Linked DNA regions of Homo sapiens: region 2 is linked to region 1. Evidence: chromatin loops called from intact Hi-C (ENCODE). Cell type or tissue: dorsolateral prefrontal cortex. All regions are shown on one strand.

Region 1 (5,000 bases):
GGGGAGGAAGGGGTCGCTGAGCGTCCTCGGCCCATGGATACCTTACTTTGTGGCGCCACCTAACGGCTAAAGGTTAAAATTGCAAATCTTAAAGATTCCTCCGGCAGAGGAAGAGGTGGGAAGGGGCCGGGTTTTTGAAGAGCAGGCTGAGAGAGCTTTTTTGGGAGATTTGTTTCCTGCTTTCTGGGCACATGCACCTAATGACGATACAATCCTACGACCCATCTCTGATTCTTCCCCTGACCCACTCTGGTGTAGCCCTGCGGAGATAATTGGCAATTGCAAAGTCACCTGCCTTTGACTTCTGACCCAGTAACCCAGGAAACCTTGCCAAAGATACTCTAGCAAGAAATACGAGTCGGGTTTACACGTGCCACACCCTACGGAATTTTTTGTTATCGTAAGAGACTCAGAGCGATTCACATGTGCATCAGAGAGGGCACTGATGGAAGCAAACCTCGTGCATCCCACAGAGTTACAGCCAGCAGCGCTCAGGCTGTGTGGCTGCCGCAAGTGCCCCTGAGCCCCCTGAGCCCCAGTGGCTGGCGACAGCCCCGCTCCATGTCGCCTTCATCCAAGATCTGCGCCGCGGGGCGGCCGCCATCTGGAGCACGGCTGGCCACGGTCAGCCCTAAGCTGGTGGGTGACACTGCGTCTGCGCACACTTCGTTGCTCAAAGCCAACTGTATGTGCTGACTGGGTGTGCCTTCTAGTGTCCTGTGTTCCTGCTGAGTGCCTAGCATGCATACTTCCTTTGTGCGCCCAGTGTTGTGTGCCTGTCACTGTGTGTCCAGTATTGAGTTATGTGCATGGTGTTATGCACCAGGCATGGTGTGTCTGACTTTGTTTGCCCAGTGTCGCGTAGCCAGCATCTGTGTCCAGCCTGTGTTCTTGCCATGTGCCTGGCCCTGCATGCCTAGTGTGGCACCTGGCTGTGCATACTCCGCATTGTATGCCGGGTTTGTTTGCTCCCGTCTGTGAGCCTTGCAGTGTAATCCTGGAGCGTATGCCCTGTGTTGTTTGCCAACTGTGTGTGCAGGTACTGTGTGTACCTGGCGCTGTGTTCCTGCTTGTTTGTGCCTAGTGGGCATGCCCAGTATTGCATGCCTGGTGTTGTGTACCTGGTCCTGTGTGCCCAGTATTGAGATCCCAGAGTGTCTGCCCGGCCTGGGTGCCTGCGTTGTGTGTCCGGCCCTGTGTGCTCAGGTTTGTGCATCCAGCTTGGTGGGCCCAGAGTGTGCCTGGCATACGGGCTTAGTGCTTTCTCCCTGGCATTTTGTGCCTGGCATGTTTGCCCAGCACTGTGTGCCCTGCATGGTGTCCCAGAGGCTGCGCCTACTATGGTGTGTCTGGCTTTGTGTGTCTGGCATTGCATGCTCATTGTTGTATACTTACTGTGTGTGTCCAGCATGGGGCGCCTGCATTGTTTTCCTGGCCCTGTGGTTCCAGAGTTCTGTTTCTGCACTGCATGCCTGGTGTTGTGTGGGTGGAATTACATGGCTGGTGTGTACATGGCTGGTATGTGACCCAGCGTTGTGAGCTCAGTGTGGTGCTCCTGGAGTGCCTGGCCCGGAGTGCCTGCTGGTGTGTGTGTGGTATGTGTTTGGCATCATCTGTCTGAGGTTTTGTGCATAGTGTTGTGTTCCCACAGTGTGTGCTGGCATTAGTGCCTGGACTTGTGTGTGCCTGGCATTGCACCCTGGCTTCTGTGCCCAGCATGGTGTGTCCCAGTGTTTTGTGCCCTACAGTGAAGCTCAGCATTGCGTTTGGTGTGTGTGTTCAACATGTGTTACAAGCATGGGTTCTTGCCGTGTGTGCATTGTGTATGTGATGCTGTGTCCCTAGAGTGTGTGTAGCATCTGTGCCTGGTGTGTGCCCGATGTTGTGTTCCTGCAGCGTCTGGTGTTGTCCCCAGTGTGTGCCAGTGTGTATTCCCAGTGGGTGTGCCAGCTTGTCGGTCATGGTATGCCTGACCTTGTATGCCCAGAGTTGTGTGTCCAGTGTGTCCCCAGCTTCAGTGTCTGTGGCTGGAGAGTGTGTCTTTCCTTCTGTGTCTGGTGTTGTGACCCAGCATGGTTTGTGTGGCTGTGTATGCTTGGCAAGCGTGCCCACTCCTGTGTGCCTGGTGCTGCGTGACTGGCACGTGTACCTCGAATTGTTTGGCTGACAGTGTGTGCCCAGAATTTTGTGCCCACTGTGTGGGCCTGTGTTGTGTCCTGTGCTGTGTGCTCTGTTGTTAGCCCTGTGTGTGTGCTCTGTGTGTCTTGTGCTGTGTGTCCTATGCTGTGTGGCCTGTGCTGTGTCCTGTGTGGTGTGCCGTGCACTGTGTGCCCTGTAGTGTGTGTCCTGTGCTGTGTCCTGTGTGGTGTGCCGTGTGCTGTGTGTCTTGTGCTGTGTGTCCTGTGCTGTGCGCCCTGTGTTGTGTACCCAGTACTTCTGTGTGTCCTGGGCTGTGTGTCCAGCACATGTGTCTGCTGCCCCACTGTGCTGAGTCCCAACACCCACCTGTGCGCCTGGCACTGCCTCGTTGTTGGGGAGGACACCCTGTGTGGCCGTCCTCGCCACCTGCTCGAGCAGAGCTGAGGATCCCATCGTGGCCTCTGCCCTCACTTCCACCGCAGTTTGCCTTCCTTCCTGGGGACACTCCTGCCTGGCAGCTCCCCATGTTTAGCCTGTTCCAGGGATCAGCTTCCACCCCAGGCACTCTCCATTTATTTGGGGAGTTCCCACAGGATGAGGCCCTTAAGGGAGTCCCTCCTCTCTACTGGGGATACCCCTGAGCAGGTGGGGACTCCTGTCCTTCATTCAGCTCATCCCCAGCCCTGGCTGGAGCTTTCCCTCCTTTGCGGAGGTGGGCTCAGGCAGGCCTCGCTGGGGAGCTCACCAGGCCCTGTGCGTGGGGCTCTGCAGGCCCAGCCAGTCCTGACTCTGCCGTGAGCCCCGCACCAGGATGGGAAGTGCCCTGAGAGCTCATCTCCTACCACCTCCAGGGCTGGGGCTGGCGCCTCCTCCAGCCTGGCATCTGGCCGCGGCGGTCTCCCCAAGCAGCCACCAGGGGGCAGAGCCACCCTCTGTCCACACCCCGATCCTCCCTCACCCCTTCAATTGCTGGACAAGGGACCCTTGCCTGAGGACGCCCTCGGATCCCTCCTGTGAGACAAGGAGCTGCAGATAACCCCAACCTCTACACAGACAGAAAGGAGCAGATTTCATAAAAAGCAGGGAATTTTTAAAATGTGAGTAATTTTTAAAAATACAATCTCCGCGTAAAACCCACTTAGAAAACCTTGTGCTTTCTGATTAATAGAGAGCAAATCACTTACCCAGGGCTATTGGATGCTGTAATTTTTTAAGGTTTTAAATATGCTTTTATTTGTTTCCCCCTGATGGTCTGAGGCTTCTATTCTTGCTAACTTTTTAGTTCTCCTTGTCCTGGGGACACAGGGTATGGGGCAGGACCTCCCTGGATTAAAGGAAGTGAGTCAGACATGCCACCGCCCGCAGGTTCCAGGACAGTTCTGGTCTGAATGCAGTCCCGACGCGAGTGCTGTTCCCTGGGAGCTGAGACCCGCAAAGATGCCCTTCCACCACCCTCTCCCCACGGTTCTTTCGTGCTGCTGCGTTCCTGGAGGCTGAGCTTCTGTCCCATCCTGTCTCCTTTGTGTGTTTCAAACCTCTTTCCAATTTCTGTTATACTGATGCTGTTCTCCTTTCCGGTACTATTACATGATTTTCTTCCCATTTCTCATGATTCAGAGCCCATGGTGGGTGAGGGGGACAGTTGGGTGGTCCACACCTGAGACTTCATGCATCCTGTGAGGCTGAGTCACAGGCCTGGGGGTCCTTGAATCCCTCTTATCCCACAAGGGAGATCCTCCTGGAATCTCAGCAGATTGGAGAGCCCAGCTGAGAAGAATCTGCTGTCCTATTAGTGCCCTTGGTTTTGAGGTGGCTGTAAAATCCCTTGCTAGAGGCGGAAGAGAGAGGATCGCACCCCAGTATCGGACTGCTGTGGGCAAGTTGGTGAAATCAAATGTATTGTTACTTTCTGAGAATCAGCACCCACATTTTCTGCATTTAAGGATTTTATGGAGCACAACGAAATCCACAGCAGTCACAGCAACTGAGAGAGAACGCCAGGCCACACTCCCTAGGCATTCCTGGAGAGGTGTTCTATGCCTTAAGGATGAACAATAGAGAATTTGATTTAAAAAATTGATGGAAAGTTAATGTTGAAAGAAGTCAGGGTGAAATAAAAGCATGAGATGCTGTATGGGATGTGAAGATTTCTAGGAGACAATAATAATAGACAAGCAAATGAAGACTGGTGTAGAGTGAAAGTTAGGTGGCCAGGATACGACAAGGGCACTGCAGCCAGGATTCCTGTCCCGGGGACAATCGGCACAAAGAGTCTGCACCCGGGAGGACAGGGGCCTTCAGTGTGTGATCTGTACTGAGGGTCTGCACCTGAGAGGACAGGGGCTTTCAGTGTGTGATCCCTACTGAGAGTCTGCACCTGGGTGGACAGAAGCCTTCTCTATGTGATCGGTACTGAGGGTCTGTACCTCAGAGGACAGGGGCCTTCAGTGTGTGATCTGTACTGAAGGTCTGCATTGAGAGGACAGGGACCTTCAGTGTATGATCTGTACTGAGGGTCTGCACCTGGGAGCACAGGGGCCTTCAGTGTGTGATCTGTACTGAGAGTCTGCACCTGGGAAGACAGGTTCCTTCAGTGTGTGATCCGTACTAAGGGTCTGCACCTGGGAGGACAGGGCCCTTCAGTGTGTGATCTGTATTGAGGGTCTGCACCTGGGAAGACAGGTTCCTTCAGTGTGTGATCCGTACTGAGGGTCTGCACCTGGGAGGACAGGGCCCTTCAGTGTGTGATCTGTATTGAGGGTCTGCACCTGGGAAGACAGGTTCCTTCAGTGTGTGATCCGTACTGAGGGTCTGCACCTGGGAGGACAGAGGACAGGGACTTTCAGTGTGTGAACTGTACT
Region 2 (5,000 bases), 52 kb after region 1:
AATTGAGGATTATCACTGCAATGGACATCACCCACTATGATAACTAGCTTTACCATTTTAAACGTACAAATTTTATTTATTTTTATTATTTTTATTTATTTATTTATTTTGAGATGGAGTCTCGCTCTGTTGCCCTGCTAGTGTGCAATGGCATGATCTGGGCTCACCACAACCTCTGCCTCCCGGGTTCAAGCGATTCTCCTGCCTCAGCCTCCCGAGTAGCTGGGATTACAAGTGCCTGCCACCATGCCCGATTAATATTTGTATTTTCAGTAGAGACGGGGTTTGGCCACGTTGGCCAGGTTGGTCTCGAACTCGTGACCTCAGGTGATCCACCTGCCTCAGCCTCCCAAAGTGGTGGGATTACAGGTGTGAGCCACTGCACCCGGCCACAAATTTTATAGTTTATTTTTCAGTGTCCTATTATCTCAAATTGTGAGGCACACATTTTCCTGTTTACTCTGCCTACTGACTTTCCCTAATTGACGATGGCCTAGGATGATGTAGAGTTTGTTTCCTTGAATGGTTTATATTTTTTATTTTGAACTGATTTTCATGGATATTGCGATTTGGGGGCATTTTTTGGAGTCCCATGTGTGTAAAGTTACTAAATCTTCCTCCGGAGGAATTCTTGAATTCTAAACCATATAATACACATTTGGACTCCACACCTAAGCCTAATGCACTTTTTGGTTTTTAAATGTGTAATTATCTTTTTCCCCCTATCCGGAGCCCAAGCAGAAAACATGCTTCCTTCCACTTCCCTGGCTAATGGTTGAGGTTTCCTGGTCTTTTTTACACTGGAAAGGAGATTACACCAATTTCTGGATTTATGTGAATATCTCAGTTCCAGTTCCCCACCTCTCATAGGCCCCAAGCCCAAGGTCACCTTACCTCCTGAGAGTGTGTTAAAATTTCCCTCTTACCCATAGAATCTATATTTTTGGTATGCCCAGGCATGTATTCACATCCTGCTATGTTTTATTTGCTGTTTTTTTTTTGTTTTTTTTTGTTTTTTTTTTTTTTGCTTTGGGAACGGGAGTGAGTGTAGAACCTATACAGTCCCGTCAGCTCTATTCCAAGAATGTTCTGCTCTTTTCTTCGTTTCACAAATGAAAAACCTGAGTCCCATAGATGGGAGTCAATACAGCCAAACTCACAGACCTACCTATGGCACAGGGGAGACTGAAGTTTATTTTCCAACTTCCAGCAGTCCTACATTGTAAGCTGAGTGAGTGGACTGCGCTTGCAGGTCCTCCAGGTGCCTAGCGAGAACAGAGGACAAATAAATATTTACGAATTGCTTGTCTCACCTGAAAATGGTTTATTTCTAGGTTTCTGATATTATGGGGTGCAATGGCGGTAAAGAAGCAGTTCTGGTTTCAGGAATGTGATCCTGATAGCCATACTCCAGAAAAAATCAATAAATTCCCTTGGCCCCATGGGCTCATGCTCTTCTAGAAGGGAAGACAGGGCTCTTAGGTACTTTCAGCGCTCGTAGAAGAGTGTTGTTACAGTCCCATGACCAGTGCAGGGGATGTGCCACTGAGAATCTTTTCACTGATGCTTCATGGGCTTTCTCTATTCTGCTACTGGGTTTTATTTCCCTTCTTCTAATTCTCCCTTTACCAACAACTAATCCCCTGTAGATAATTAATTCATCAAGTGCCTGCTCTGTGATGTCCGGACTGCTAGAAGTGGTAGGGGGACTCAAGAGCCAGATGAAGCTAAGGGCACGCCTGTCTGCTCTCCAGGGACCCCTGGCGTCCCTTTCTCCTGGCAGAATGACTGCTATCCTTTGAGGTGAATCCAGTTCAGCTGTCACCTCTTCTATTAACCACTCTCCAAAAACAGCTAATCCTTCTTCTAGGCTCTTACCGCAGTTATGAAAGCCTATGCTGACCCTTTGTTTAAACATGTGTACATTAACAGTAATACATTTAAGACACTTCATGGCAAGGGCAATATACTGCGTTATTCTTCCAAATCAAATAGTTGGGCTCAGTCCCCCATTCCTGCTACTGGGGTACAGTCAAGCTCAGTCACCTTTTGGTGAGCCTTTCCCTAGTTCTTGGAGTCTTAAAAGAATCCCGTGGTTTTCGGCAGTTCAGAAACCCAGGCATTGCCGCTGCGTGGTCCACGGGAGTTGCTCTGGTGGAGCTCGGATGCCCGGGGGCTGCAGGAAAGAAGGTGGCAGCGCCCCCTACGCGGACGCAGGGCGCTGCTGTGCTCAGCAGAAGGGAGCAAATGGGATGGAGCTTCAGCCACCCTGGAAGCCGCCCCTTGGCGCCTTCCTCCCTCCCTTCCTCTTTCCAAAATCAAGCCCCCTCTTCAACATCAAGAACTCTCCGCACTCCCTGGACCTCTCAGAGCCTCTCCTCATTTACTCTTTCCAATGCGCTGGCTCAAAAGAGCCTAGATAAGAACACCAAGTTCTGGCTGTCCTTCCAGCAAAGAGTTAGGAGTTAACTTTTCAATCTTTTTTAATCTCCTTTAAAAAAGAATGAGCCATACATTAGGGTAACCACTGGGAATCCCATCACACACATTGGCGGCATCTCTCCTCCCCGACAGGGTGCCTCCAGCACTTCAGATCCCAGCCGAGAGTCTGGCTGCTGGCGCCCAGCAAACGGTGCGGAAAGCAAACCGGGGCTCGCGGAAAGCGGGAGGAGGGGGGCTTCCTCGGGTCTGTTTTGTCTGGTTGGCAAGACTTCCGAAGCCTGGTTCCCTATAGCTGCCACCCGGTCGCTGGCGTGGAGGAGGGAGTCCGGGAAGACTGGACCCCAGAATTGTCCCGGCTTTCTCCCGAGTGCCCAGCGCAGCTTCTGGCTGAGAGCGGGAGCGGGCTGAGTGGGGACAAAGAACGCAAGGGAGAGGTAGAGCCTGGCCTTGGGCAGCCCCTGGCCTGGCCAGAGGCGCGAGGCCGAGAGCCCGCTCGGTGGAGACTGGGGGTGGAGGTGCCCGGAGCGTACCCAGCGCCGGGAGTACCTCCCGCTCACACCTCGGGCTGCAGTTCCCTGGGTGGCCGCCGAGACGCTGGCCCGGGCTGGAGGGATGGGGGGGCGGGGACGGGGGCGGGGGCGGGGCTCGTCACGTGGAGAGGCGCGCGGGGGCGGGCGGGGCGGGGGCGCGCGCCCGGCTCCTTAAAGGCGCGCGAGCCGAGCGGCGAGGTGCCTCTGTGGCCGCAGGCGCAGGCCCGGGCGACAGCCGAGACGTGGAGCGCGCCGGCTCGCTGCAGCTCCGGGACTCAACATGCGCTGCTCGCCGGGAGGCGTCTGGCTGGCGCTGGCCGCGTCGCTCCTGCACGGTAAAGCCACTGCCTCCCCGCCCTCCACTCCTCCGTGGGATCCCGGGCACATCCCGGGCGCCTCTGTGCGCCCCGCGCCTGGGCCAGGTTTGGGATCTCCCCGCCGCCGGGGAGGGGCAGCGGGGGCGCTGCGGGGGCTGCTTGTCTGGGCTGCACCGGGTGGGCGGCGGGGGACGCCGGCAGGAGGGAGTCGGGGGTACCCCCGCCGGCCTGCCCTGAGCCCCCTGCCCGGGTCTTCTCTCCTTAAGTGTCCCTGCAAGGCGAGTTCCAGAGGAAGCTTTACAAGGAGCTGGTCAAGAACTACAATCCCTTGGAGAGGCCCGTGGCCAATGACTCGCAACCACTCACCGTCTACTTCTCCCTGAGCCTCCTGCAGATCATGGACGTGGTGAGTCCCGCCTGGCTACAGGGCTGCCCTCTCCCCTTCCTGGGCTCCGAGGGGCTTTTTAGACAGCGTCGGGCGGCCAGGCGGTGGAGCTCGGCTGGGGCACTCTAGTTGGCCCCAAGCTAGGCAGGGCCATGCTCTGAGTCTGTCCCCAGCCTGCCCTCTCCTGAGTGTCTCATTTCTCGGTTTCCCCTCCAGCCAAGGAGGGACCTGGTAAAGCTTATTCCATCACCCTGGCCACCTGTGCATGGTTACTTGGGTCCCACCTTTCTCTCAGGTTAGAAACTCAAGCATCCTGAGCTGGGACTCAGTAGCAAGAACAGGTGAAGTTCACTTTTTAATCTCCCTTATGGTGTAAGTGTTGACTTGCATTCCAGCATTGTCAATTTAGCCACTTCTAGACTTTTCTGCCGCCTATGGTATGTAACTTCTTTGGTGGGGGCCTGGCCCTGAGCTTTGCAGCTGGCGAATCTATCCAGGCAGAGGGCAAGAGGGCCAGCTGTGAACTTTCACTGTGACCCCATCTTAGGAATGGGCATGCTTTGCCTTCCTGGTGAGGACAGGTACTGGGAGTCCTGCTCCGAGGACTCAGGGTTCCCCGTCAGGAATACATGTGTCTGTCCCTCCAGGCAGCTGCCATCAGTTCCGTGGGTCTCTTGCCTTGCAGCCTTGCTAGTGCCCACTTCAGTTAGCCAATCTGTGTAAACTTGCCTATTGTTCCTCTATGCTGCTTTGGATATTCAATATTCATGGTATATTCTCCATACAATACAAATACTTCACACAAGTGTTTAATTCATTATAAGTGGGTTTGGTGTCTTGTCTATACGGAGTATCGGATTCTATTGTGGAGCACCCTGGAGTGTGGCAGGGTGGGGCACAGGGATAATAATGTTCATTGGGAGGGAGAGCATGATGGGAAAGAGGTGAGAGAATAGCCACAATTACTGGTTAAAAAAGAAATAGTGCTAAGAGCTACCTGGCAAAGTGGAAAAAGGTAAGAGGTGATATTTCATAATCCTACAAATAAACAGTTACCCGCACTATCATGTTGATGAATGGTATATCACTTAACCTAGTTAAAATTGCCATCATACATTGCCTCCTTTCCAACGCTACACTCGCCTCAAATGTGTTCTTCCTCCTACAGACAGAATCATGCTTTAAAATATTGAATGTATATGTGATGATGTGGAAAAGTTATCATGAGAAGAGCTGTAGGGGAAGGCAGGTTCAGTCTCATGTGTTGCAGAGCAGCAAAAGTTGCTGTTTATGGAGCAGTTCCTCAGTTGCTTTAAAGAGCTCAGG

Evidence for each region. A loop is a pair of places that touch in the nucleus more often than their neighbours do. Peaks named below come from ENCODE experiments on the same cell type or tissue, not always from the same donor. Only the 100,000 strongest peaks of a DNase experiment are listed, where the experiment ranks them.
Region 2: it touches region 1 in a loop (3-fold over the local background); 9 of 110 quality-filtered maps call a loop at or near these places.

Annotation. Positions count from the first base shown.
Region 1 is chr15:31,974,959-31,979,958 of GRCh38, forward strand. No RefSeq gene overlaps it. Among named protein-coding and RNA genes, the nearest start is that of CHRNA7, 53 kb to the right of the region's middle. RefSeq lists enhancers at 740-1,422, 1,988-2,554, 2,555-3,120. In dorsolateral prefrontal cortex, CTCF peaks have their summits at 34 (motif pointing left), 237, 3,055 (motif pointing right) and 3,266; DNase peaks (open chromatin) are centred at 33, 635 and 3,033; H3K4me3 peaks cover 1,357 bases; H3K27me3 peaks cover 419 bases.
Region 2 is chr15:32,027,343-32,032,342 of GRCh38, forward strand. CHRNA7 (cholinergic receptor nicotinic alpha 7 subunit) reads left to right here and starts at 3,173. Exons shown (of 10, transcript NM_000746.6): 1 at 3,173-3,307; 2 at 3,556-3,695. The coding sequence starts at 3,253. LOC124903441 reads right to left here and starts at 3,254. Exons shown (of 3, transcript XM_047433397.1): 1 at 3,215-3,254; 2 at 2,515-3,046; 3 at 1,192-1,265. The coding sequence starts at 3,254. The coding sequence ends at 1,193. RefSeq lists an enhancer at 3,232-3,797. In dorsolateral prefrontal cortex, CTCF peaks have their summits at 2,177 and 3,006; DNase peaks (open chromatin) are centred at 2,179, 2,709 and 3,129; H3K4me3 peaks cover 2,598 bases; H3K27ac peaks cover 877 bases.